Regions from separate parts of the Homo sapiens genome. Here region 1 is linked to region 2. Evidence: chromatin contacts called from ENCODE Hi-C or POLR2A ChIA-PET data. All regions are on one chromosome and are shown on one strand. The core of a region is the stretch at or near the end of the contact, and the rest is flanking DNA. Distances in the headings are between cores, read along the strand shown.

Region 1 (5,841 bases), core at 1,615-4,114, 52 kb after region 2:
GGACTCACCTCCAGAGGAGGGCGTGATGCTCTGGGAGAAGCCTGAGGAGAAAGAGACGAGGGCCACAGGGTACACAGTCCAGGAAAGATACCGGAGCAGGTGGCTGTCCCCAATCTCCCTGTACAGCCACTGGTGTGCTGGGGACAGCCGCGTATCAGGGAGGCACCCACAGCCTCTGCAGCCCTCAGGGCCAGACACTGTGGTGCCCACTTACTGACCAGGAAATGGAGTCACGAAGAGGGGAGGACCAGGCCACAGAGTGAGGTGCAGACCCCCAAGAAAAGGCAGGAGTACGACCCTGGGTCCATATCCCAGGTTTACCACTGCCTAGCTGAGTGACCTTGGGCAAGCCACTCAGCCTCTCTGAGCCTCAGTTTCCCCATCTGCCAAGTGGGCTAGTGATTGGCTCTTCCTCACAGGCTCATTGAAGACTAAAGACATTAAAGACTAAAGGGCCACTGAGAACTACATGACACAGGTGTGAAGCACCAAACACCGTAACACCATAGTAGGTGCTGCTTCTGGCAGCTGAGGGTCTCCAGAGAAAGTGTCTTAGACCCTTCCTGCCCACACCCCCTCTTCCAGGGAGGCCTCAGGGTGGAGGCAGGCTGCTGAGGGAGCAGGGGGAAGACTCCAAGTTTGGTGATCTAGGCAAGTGTCCCCACTCCTGCCCCAAGGCACGGAGGAGGGAAGGAGAAGGAACGGGGTGGCTGGAAGAGGAGCCAGAGAGCTCAGAGGAGGAAGGGCTCTTGGGAATATTCAGGTCTCTCTTCCTTGTGCGGCTGAGGAGACTGAGGCCCAGAGAGGGGCAGGAGCCTGCCCAGGATCACAGAGCAAATCAGGAGTAGAGCCAGAGCCCTCCCCGCACCCAGGTCCGTCCCTGCACCGCTGCACTTGGTGGCCCATCTGGTATCCCCAGAGCGTGCCTAGAATCCCTTGGCCCAGAGCAGCACCTGCCAGGGAAGAGTTACCTCGGACCACACACCCGATGGCAAAGTTCATGGCATAGCTGACCAGGGCCATGAGCACCCCGAGGGTCATCAGGAAGTACCAGTCTTCTCCCAGGCGGAACACCTTCTGCTTTAGCCACTCCAGGCCACCTGGGGCAGGGTATCGGAGTCCCAGCTTATGTTGGGGCAAGGGGCACAGACAGCCCCTTCCCTGGAGGTCTGCTTGGCTCCAGGCAGGGAGGACCCTGGTAGTTGAGTCTGGGGTAGTCCTGAGGGGGCCCCGCCTGAGTCAGAGAGGAATGCAAGTTGTCCACGTTCCTCGCACTGGGACTGGCAGATGGCTGTGTCAGGATGGAGGAGCCCTGAACAGAACCTCAGGCCACCACTGAGTGAGCCTGGAGCTACCCTCTGCTGGCTTGCCTCACACTGGGGGCTGGGCAGGATTTGTGGCAGGTGACAGTGGTGGCACAGTGGATGCCAGGACTGCTGCCCCTGCCAGAAGGCCTTTGACCTGTCCACTCTCCCCACCCGTGCCTGTACTGGGAGGTTCCTGGGGGACAGGGAGTGTGAAGGGGGCTGGCAGCTATAGCTTTCACCTGTATCCCTGCAGGATCCATAGCTTAGAGAGCACCAGGGTCTAGCAGACTTCTGCGTGTCCCAGGGCCTGTGGCGCCAGGTATCCTCTGGGTCCCCAGCAATGCCCCTGGCCCGCTGGCTGCAGCCCAGCCTGGGAGCTGGCCCTCACTGGCTGTGGGCACCAGCCACTGGCACTGCACTTAGTCTCCTTCTGTGGTCCCTACTTGCTCTGCCCCGTAGCTGAGGGGACAGTCAGGTCTCAAAGTGAACAAGGCACATGGGGCTCCAAGGAAGGGTGCCAAGTGCAGGCTGCCCCAGCCCCTTGCTGTGCCCCCAGCTGTCCCAGCAGCTAACCCCCACGTCCCCTCATTGGCACAGGTAGGTGAGGGAGAGGCCTGGGTGGAAGATAGGCACAGTGACCAGGCCTTGGGCTGTATCTCCTGAAAGGCAGAGGGCAGATGCCTGGCCCATCTGACCCACAGACAGCTGGACAGACAGACCCCTTCCCTCCCTGCCACCCAGGAGACTTTGGGCAGTCATGTCCTGGACAAATGACAGGAGGGTGGTTCCTGGGCAGAGAGGTGGGGTGGGAGCCAGGCAGGAATGATGTCCTGAGTGGTCCCCCGCGGGTAGGGAAGAGGACCTGGCTCTCACCTTGGATGGCTCGGCGGATGTGGGGACAGGGGCCCCACAGCTCCTGCAGAGTCACAGGGTCCCCTGAGAAGCCCTCACGCAGCCCCACCAACTCCTCCATCAGGCCCCTGGAGAAGCAGATGGAGGGAAGGACCCGGGTGAGCTGCTGCACGTCCTCGCGCTGCCTCTGGGCCCTTCCAGTGCTCTCCCCACCCAAATGAAGAGGAAGGATTGTGCGTGTGTGTGTGTGTTATCACACTAGGTCTGTGTGTGCCCTCATCCCTGAGGTTCCGTCACTGAGGGTGTGTGCCTGTGTGTGTCATTTTGTGGGATGAGGGTGGGATTCCTAGGTGTCCCCCTGTGTCCAGCAGCAGACTGTGGACACCGCTCCCACCCTCCTGGGTCGCTTGGTGCTTCCACTACTGGGAGCAGTCTCTGCCCAGGGCTGTGACTCTCTCACTGCAGAGTCCCATGGATGGCTCCGACTCTCCCTGCCAATCTCGGAGCACCCTCCTTTCTCCCCGACAGCTCAGGTCACAGAGGCAGGAAAACCCCAGGACCAGAAGGCCTCTGCAAAGCCAAAGTGAGGTGCTGGCTACTGCCCCTACCATCCCCTATGCCCTGCCTGCCTGGCCCTTCCAGGTTCATACTCCAGTCCACGCCCAGAGACCCCTCACCTGTCAGTCCTCCTGCTGCGGCTGAACTGGCCCTCCTCTCACAGAGCCTCCTTTGCTCCCAGCTCCAGTGCACCTGGACAGGTATATGCTCTACCAATCATCACTCTCTCCCTGCCACCCCCCTTCCCCGCCGGCCGGGGTTTACCATGGAGATTAAAAACGTCCTTGACAAACCAACCAGAACTGTGGAGGCCAGAGCTGTGCAGGGCAGAACTGCCAAGAGAGAAGGGGAGCAGGAGCCTCCCCACCCATCACAGCTGCACAGAGGGTGGTGCCCAGCTGTACTCAGGCTCCTGGGTGCTGCTGGACGAGGGCTGGGAAGGGGGAGCTCATGCACACAGCAGGACAGAGAGGGGTCATCTGCCAAGGCTGAGACTCAGGGTCCAGGGGTCTCAGAGCTGGACATGGAAGGTTTGAAAAAGCACAGAGGGAGAGGGGAGGAGGCTGGGAAGGGAAGGAGAAGGCAGGGGGGCAATGGTGAGTGGGGCCAGCATGACCACAGCCTCCCTGTGTGTCAGGTAGAGAGTCAGCCTTCTCCCAGATTAATTACCCTGAGTGCCCACGGAAATCCCACGAGGCAGGCAGCGTGATCCCGTTGTAGAGAAATGGTGTCTCAGGGAGCTGGGGCTGCCTGTCTAAGATCACGGAGGCCGAGGCAGAGCCAGGATTCCCAGCCCAGGTTTGCCTGGCTCCAAAGCCCGCAGGCTGTGCCACACGGTCCCATCCTGATGACCCATCTTGTCCAGGGCTGGCGAGGAGGCCGACACCTGGGGCAAGGCAGTGAATTGGGGTCAGGAACTCGGACTTGATCCTGTGTCCAGACCCTCCAGGCTCAGGAAATGCTTCTCAAAGCACACGTCCAAGGGCCAGCGGCTCTGGTGGGGACTTCTGGGTAATTCCACAGAGTTTGTCCCACCCCAACAGAGGATGGCAGCACAGGTGTGAGGGGACATGGCGAGGAACAAGCACCTGCCGTGTGCCTGCGACGTGTCAGGAGCGTCACATCTGCAGCTCAAGTCCTCCTTCCCACACCCTGTGAATGGGGAGAGCCTCGCCATTTTGTAGATGGTCAGAGAGGTGAGTCACTCATCCAAGGTCACACAGCAGAGGCTGAACCCAGCCCCACACTGTGCAGCTCTTCCCCTGCCCAAAGCTCCTCCAGCTCCTGAGGCTGAACCAGGGCAATGGTTTGGGCACAGAACAGAAGAGTTGTGTCTGATGCCACTTTTGGGCAAGAGGTTGGGGACAATTGCCTCCACTCCCACCCAGACAAAGCCACCCTCTGAAGCTTATGATAGCCCTTGGATGATTGTTAAAATCTGGGACCCTGGGCCACCCTTTGCCCCTAGATGCCAGGCAAGTCAAATCAAAATCAAAGATGTGTGTTGTGGGAGGTGGGATGGGAGTTGCCGCTCTGTATGGACTCGAGCCCACCTTCACCTTGGCCACCCCGACCTGTTGACTCTGCACAGCACCAGAACTGGCTGCCCTGTCAACATCCCGATTTCCAGTGTCTGGTCTGGGGCAGCTGCTGGCTACTGTCCCACAGCCAGCACTGCACGTCCACATCTACCCTCACCCCCCAGCCCTGTGTGCACCAGGAGGCTGAGAAGAGGGCAGCCAGGGTGGCTCAGCAGGATGACCGGTTTGAAGCCAGCACAGCTCTGCTGACCCTAACTCTTTCATCAACTAGAGCCTCAGTTTCCTCTTCTGTATGATGAGGTGAGCCTGGAAGCAGGGGCCTGTCTCTGCCTTATTCATCTCTGAGTCCTTCAGAGCCTAGAACAGTGCCCAGCACCTATTTATAGCAAGGTTTCAATGAATACCTACTGAGTGATGAGGGCTTCATCACTGGCCTATGAGCTGGCTGTGTGGGGAGCTGATGGGAAGAGATGTGAGGTCCCTTCCCCAGATCCCAAATCAAAATCCTGGGGTCCAAGGAAAGGGTCTGTGTTTGTGAAAAGCTCTCCTGGGTGACTGGGATTCAAAGGACTGCATCATCTTTGTAGCTCCTTCTGTCTCTGTGATCTGAAGGTAGAGGCAGGGGAATGTCCTTGATGACCTTTTGAGGTCCCTCTGGGTCAGTGAAGCCAGAGGATCCAGTATTTGTGTGGGTGATGCCTCGGGAAGGGGGAAAAAGGGGAGGAGGAATGGTGGGCGGGGGTGGGTAACGGGATCTGACATCCAGGGGCAGTGACTCAGGCCCTCAGCACCATGACAGTGTGTCTGCATTTAGCCACCGGCTCCTGTTTCCCTGGCGAGCGGCAGGCTCTGGGCCCCCCACCCCGCCCCACCCTCTCTCCATCTCACCTCAGTGCTGGTGGCTTCCCAGCTGCCCTAGAAACCCCTCAGCCAGGCTGGGTGTCACAGGCCCCGACACGGGCAGGAAACTCTGCCAGAGGCAACAGGCCCTGTTGCTCCAGGCAACAGCCTGGCCCGCCGCTGTGCCCTGTGCCCTGCTCTGCTTCCACTCCACATACCACCAGCACCGCTAATACCCCTGTAGAAGGAGCTCTCCAGGATGAAGCTCCAGACTGGGTTGTAGGGGGCTCAGACAAAAGAGAAACTGCCCGTCTTCAAGAACCTTCAATCTAATGGGGAGACAGGTGAACCCTCGCCCCCGTGGGAACTGCCAGTTGGATAGGGAAGAAGGGACACAGCAGAGAGTCACAGCACACAGGAAGACTATGTCACACTGCCAGGTGCTGTGGGAGGACAAAGACAGTCAGTGCTGGGGGCATCTGGACTGGGTGTGGGCCCATGTGAGCAGGAGCAGTCAGAGAGGCCTCCCTGGGGGAGGAGGCATTGGAGCTGATCTGGGACGGAAGGGACGGATTTGGAGAGGACAGCAGAGGCCCTTAACTGCAACCTGGGCAGAGCAGAGGGCCTGGCCGCCTCTCAGAATGGCCTCCACCCTGGCCCAGGGCAAGGTCAGTCCCAGCTTTGCTGAGCAAGCAGGTGGGTAGGGAGGGGCTTCTCTGGCTCTTCCGGGCCAGCCTGTCTCC
Region 2 (5,710 bases), core at 2,319-4,818:
AGCCATCCCCATAGCCCTTGGCAGAAGTGACTCTCCTGTCACACACTTGGCTGGCATGGAGATGCAGCACTGTCCACCCTGACCCTGCGCTATTTATGCACGTGGCTCCTGCAGCGTCCCCGCCCCACCCCCAGGGCTGCCAGGGCAGGGCCTGGTCTGATTCATCGCTGTAATGGTTGGCCTTGATTAATCTTTCTCTGATCAAACCCTGCAGCAGCTCCTCTTCACGCTCCAGTGCCCAGCCAATCAGGGCCAGGCACTCAGGGCTGATGCATGCTCGGAGCAAGGCCACCGGAGTGGGGGTTCTGCCTGGATCCCCGAAATCATGGCAAGAGAATGGGCTGCTAGGTGTGAAGGGCACAGCCTGGACACTCTCTCCTCTCCACTCTAGCCCAGCAGCGGCATGGCAAAGAGGGCCCTGGGGGCGGGCAGTGGAAGGTCACAGGGCAGATGGGCTATGGGGTGAACTGGGAAAGGACAGTGTGGCCCCGGGGAGGACAACCACACAGCTCAGAGCTGTCTGGACATCGTCTACTTCAGCAGAATTCCAAGGTGAATGTGAGCGTGCAAGGAGAGCCACCGGCCCTGCGTGGCCTGGTCTCAGGCTGGTGCCAGGGCTGGGCTGAGAGGCAGGAGACCTGGGTTCTAGTCCCCGCTCTACCACTGATTTGCTGTGTGACCTTGGGCAAGCCCCTGCCCCTCTCTGAGTGCCAATGTGTACAAGGAGAGGATTGAGTCAATGTGGAACTGACCAGCATGAACACCAGAGGCTGGAGAGCCAGATCTCCAGCCCAGCCACATCTCTGAGTGGGTCAGCAAGGGACCCTAGGTGGGGCCACTGCCTTGCCCTGCCCTCCTGTCCCTGGCTTAGGCTAAATGGGGCACAGTGGGGTGACCAGGCATCCTCTCCCCTGTGAGCTGCCCTGTCGTCTTCTCAAGTGTCCCTCTCCCTGTCCCATCTACCCCCAAAGCTGTCAGGCTGCCAGCAGGGAGCATCAGCTGCCATGACGGAGCATCCTGCGTCATAGTGAGTCAGAGCCCTCCTTCCAAGCCAGATCCAGTCACTCCGTGACAGGAAGAAGAGAAGGACACCACTGCCTTTACAAGCCCAGGCCACACAGGACGGGACCCCAGAGCCTGGCACAGGCAGATCCGCCTTTCCTTCTCCACACAAGGGCAGGCACACACCTGGCACCAGGGCATCCAAGGTGATAGCAGGCTGTCCTTTCTGAGCCACCCTCTCCAAGGCCAGACCTGGAGGGTACAGTTAGGGGGGCTCTGAGCAACTGTGACTGAATACAGCGCTGACTCAAGGATTGGCACATTTGTCTTGTTCACACTGGCACACAGTAGGTGCTTTATATGCATCTGTTGAACGGAAGTTCTCAGACTTCCCTGTGGCTGTCGGGAAGCTGTGGTGGAGTAATAACACATCATACCTGTTTGTGTTCACTATCACTATTATTTATTTTTAGTCCTAAGTTGAGTACCTACTACGTGCCAGTGATTTTGCATATATTAATTTCATCAGCCCTCACAGCAATCCCACGAGGTGGGATTTTTACCCTAAGTTAACAGATGAAAAATCTGAGACTCAGAGAGGCGAAGCAACTTACCCAAGGTCGCACAGCTTGTGTGAGCTAAGCCCTCATTCACCCAGGTCTGCTGACACCAGGGCCAGGCACAGAACCGCTCTCCACCCGGACTTTACTGGGCAGAGAGCACCTAGCTTAGAGAAAGAGAAAGAAGTCAGCACCCACTCCCTGGCTCAGCTGCTCTGGCAGTGCGCCCTGGCCCAGATCCTGCCCCTTGAGAGGCCTCCAGCCCTATCCCACGCTGCTGCCTCAAACCTTATTCATTCTTTTTTTTTTTTTTTTTTTTTTTTGAAACAGAGTCTCACTCTGCCGACCAGGCTGGAGTGTAGTGGCACGATTTCGGCTCACTGCAACCTCCACTTTCCCGGGTTCAAGCAATTCTCCTGCCTCAGCCTCCCGAGTAGCTGGGATTACAGGCTTGTGCCACCACACCTAGCTTTTTATTTATTTATTTATTTTGAGATGGAGTTTCTCTCTTGTAGCCCAGGCTGGAGTGCAGTGGCATGGTCTTGGCTCACTGTACCCTGGGTTCAAGCAACTCTCCTGCCTCAGCCTCCTGAGTAGCTGGGATTACAGGCGCCCACCACCACCATGCCTGGCTAATTTTTGTATTTTTAGTAGAGACGGGGTTTCACCATGTTGGCTAGGCTGGTCTCAAACTCCTGACCTCAGGTGATCCGCCCACCTCGGCCTCCCAAAGTGGTGTGATTACAGGCATGAACTACTGTGCCAAGCCCACACCCAGCTAATTTTTTATATTTTTGGTAGAGACGGAGTTTCACCATATTGGCCAGGCTGGTCTCGAACTCCTGACCTCAAGTGATCTGCCTGCCTTGGCCTCCCAAAGTGCTGGGATTACAGGCGTGGGCCACCGCGCCTGGCCCCTCCTTATTCATTCTTCAAAACATTTCTCTGCTGCCACCAGTGAACCTGGCTGCCTCAACTGGAAAACAGACACAAGAGTGCCTGCCCTGCCTGATGCACAGGTGGGCATGAAGGAGAGAGCGAGATGCTATGTGTGAGTGAGGGTCTCAGACACTGACATTGAGTGCTGTGTGCATGGGAAATTTTGCTAAAGGATCTTCACACCTCAGGAGCTGGGATGTGTGTGTGTGTGTGTGTGTGTAAATGCAAGCGTGCTTCAATGTGAGTGTATAACTGTCATTGTGTGGGTGTGAGTGGGTATGTACACATGGGAGACTGTGTATTCATGTGTAGGTATGTGAGTGTGTGTGCGTGTATGTAAATGCAAGTGTGCATATATATGTGTGTGTATGACCATCAGTGTGTGAATGAGGGGTATGTACACATGGGAGAGTGTGTGTGTAGGTACGTGCGAGTAAGTGTGAATGACTACAGAGGCCGTCCAGGGCTGGGGAAAAAAACCTGTGCCTCAGTTTACTCTGCCCTAGACAAGCCCTGAGAGGCAGCCTTGCCCCCCTCTTCAACCATCGCTGGAGACCCTTCATCCCGCCGCCAGGCCACCAGCGCACTATCTACCCGCACTCTCTCTACCCCACCTCTGGGCATATATTATTTTGCATATGTTAATTTCAATAGCTCTGAATGAGGCGCTGACAGTCAAAAGTCGCTGAACTCACAGCTTAGGGCTCTCAGGCAAGGCCTCTAACTTCTGCGAGCCTCACTTTCATCCTCTAAAAATAGGCCCAATGGAACTGTTGTTCTTGCGCGCACCCCTCCTCGCTCCCAAGCCTTCGTGCCCAGTCGTCGTTGGTGTGGTTAAATTCATGTTGTTTACTTTGTGCCCCAAATGCCAGGAGTCTCCCCGCCCCCTCTGTCCCCTTCCCTGACCTTCAGCCCGGGCAACCCCAGGAGGTGGGGGAGCCCCGAAGGGACAGAGATGGCCCTCCCGCGCGCTGCGGCCACAGGTGTGCCCGAGCCTCCCGGCTGCGCTCCCCCGGGCCCCGCCCGCCGCGCCCCGCGGTGTCGCCCTCCCCTGGCAGCGGCGGGCACTGCGCGGGAGGCGGCGGCGCGAGGCGAGCCGGGCGCGGCGGCAGCAGGGACGACCCAGGCTGGAGCTGAGGCCGAGCTGAGGGCGCCCGAGCCCCCCGCCCCGCCCGTCCTCTGGCTCCGCAGCGCTCAGCCCCGGGCCCGCGGAGACATGAACGCCCCGCGGCCCCACGCACCCCGGGCGCAGCGGCCCGGCCCCGCGGCCCCGTGATGGGCTCCTGCGTGTCGCGAGGTGAGGGGGCCCGGCCGGGGGCGGGGGGATCGGGTGCCGGGGACCCGCGCAGTCCCCTCGCCGCTCGGAGACCTGGGGGATGGGGCTGGCGACCCGCCCTTCACGGCCCCGCCGCACCCCTGGGGACGCGGCGTCCTGAGGGGGACAGAGCTAGGGACGGTAGGGGGCGGGGGCAGCGCAGAGAGCGCACGTGCAGAGGTCACCGCATCCCCGCCCCAGTTTGCAGCCCCGCAGGTGACACGAAGCAGGGTCCCGTGCCGTGCCGCGCTCTCATCCCTACAGCCACACACCCCCTGCCGGGTGCCTGGGAACCAGCTCTGGTTCTTCCTGGCTTCCCGGAGGAACTGCGGGCACCGGGAGAACTAGCAGACCCTCCCTTTCCCACCCCTCCCCAAGACACAGGTCTTACCAGCTCACCCCCACAGCCCCTTCCCACGTCTTACCGGGTGCCCCCATCTGCAGAGCCCCTGAACCCTGTTGGCAGGAAAGGGTTAATGGTGGGGCACAGGTTATAAAGAAGGTTCCCCTGCCCCCTAATCCTCCTCCCCACCCCCATCCTTGGACAGGGGACAGAAGGGCCAGAGCACAGCTGATGTTCCCAGTTACCCCTGGGCCTTTCTCTCTGTGTCTGACCTGTCACCCTCCACTCTCCCCCACGTGGTACCCAAGGAGGTGGAGGGGACCTGCCCTTGCCTGGGGGCCCAGGGCAGGCCCCAGCCTCTTCTATCTGTGAGGAGGGGACACACAGTCTTGCACAGAGATTGGGGGATGGGCAGTTTGGTCTTTGGAGCCCCCTACCTCCACCCCCACCCATCACCACCAGCTTTCCAACAGGCTGTTGGGCAACATTTTAGACAAGCGATTGGGCTGAGCCCTTCTCCCACCTTGGTCTGTTCACCCCACAGTGGGATCAGGGGGGTGTGACTGGGAGTGGGGGTGGCTTTGGCCTTGGTTCAGGCTCTGCAGGCTGAGGCCAAACCCACTGACCACCACCACACCCATCACCCCTAGTAGCTTACCCAGAATAGAGGGGACCTTGTCCTGGGGGTATTGAGCAAGGAGCACAATGACCTTCCCCCATCCTCTGGACTCGAAGGGCTTCTGCTCAGGAGTTCCTGTGGGCATTCAGGTAAGTGGCTCAGGATGTCTCTGGGAGGTATCGGGGTGGAATCCCGGCTGGGGAAGGGGAAGGTACAGGGTCAGGCTGTGTGGGGTTCCTTTACTTATCCATGCATTAAGCTGATATTAACATGATAGCTGCCGTGTGCCAGGCACCGTGTGCATGCTGGGCATCCAGCAGCAAGGAACCCAGCACAGCACCTGGTACGGGAGGCCTGCAGCCTAGCGGGAGGGGAAGGAAGTTTGAAGAGTGAGGAGTGCTGAGGGTTCTTTAGGAGCACCAGGCTCCAGAAACCCCAAAGGTTCTAGGCAGTCTCTGGCTGGGGCCAGCTCCAGGTGGAGGGGATCTGAGTGTTTCCTCAGTGTCCCTTCCCCTTCACTTGGCCACCCCATATCAGGCACCTTGGGGTCCCAGCCCAGAAGGACTGGCCTTTGAGCTGAGAACCCACTGAGCATGGGACAGAGGCCGGGGAGGAAGAGACGCCTGCTAAGGTCACCCTGAGAGGCTGGGGCCCAGGTCCTCTGACCCCACACCTGGGGCTCCCTCCACCGCCCCCTCTGCCAGGGCTCTTTGGGGCCACAGCAGCCAAGATACGCTCTCTCCACCCTTCCTTCTGCAGCCTGGGCTTCCTCAGCGCCCCCCAGATCTAATTGTATAGTCCAGCCTTGTCCCCCTCCTGAGAGGACGGGGCCCCTGGCAGTCTCAACATGCATCCAGGAAAGTTGGGTTGAGGTGAAAGGAATATGGGGAGCCATGTGGGCAGGGGACAGCCAGGGTCCCAGAGACTCTGGG

What was found. A loop is a pair of places that touch in the nucleus more often than their neighbours do. ChIA-PET counts read pairs that join two places held with the same protein, here RNA polymerase II (POLR2A). Pooled maps may share reads with other maps.
Region 1: a loop to region 2 is called in a map of uterus, with 4 times the contacts of the local background. The contact joins the promoter of CLCNKA here to the promoter of FAM131C in region 2. A Hi-C loop is called at or near these places in 10 of 168 maps with a recorded cell type or tissue (A673, Caco-2, GM11168 and 6 more), 4 of 37 single-sample maps with no recorded cell type and 5 of 50 pooled maps. POLR2A ChIA-PET finds 5 or more read pairs at or near these places in 3 of 52 experiments (Panc1, activated T-cell and naive thymus-derived CD8-positive, alpha-beta T cell).

What each region holds. Positions count from the first base shown.
Region 1 is chr1:16,019,059-16,024,899 of GRCh38, reverse strand. CLCNKA (chloride voltage-gated channel Ka) reads right to left here and starts at 2,864. Exons shown (of 20, transcript NM_004070.4): 1 at 2,837-2,864; 2 at 2,181-2,287; 3 at 972-1,100; 4 at 9-137. The coding sequence starts at 2,280. It also overlaps a transcript of HSPB7 not described here.
Region 2 is chr1:16,071,509-16,077,218 of GRCh38, reverse strand. FAM131C (family with sequence similarity 131 member C) reads left to right here and starts at 3,568. Exons shown (of 7, transcript NM_182623.3): 1 at 3,568-3,798. The coding sequence starts at 3,777. RefSeq lists an enhancer at 2,806-3,305 and a silencer at 3,514-3,673.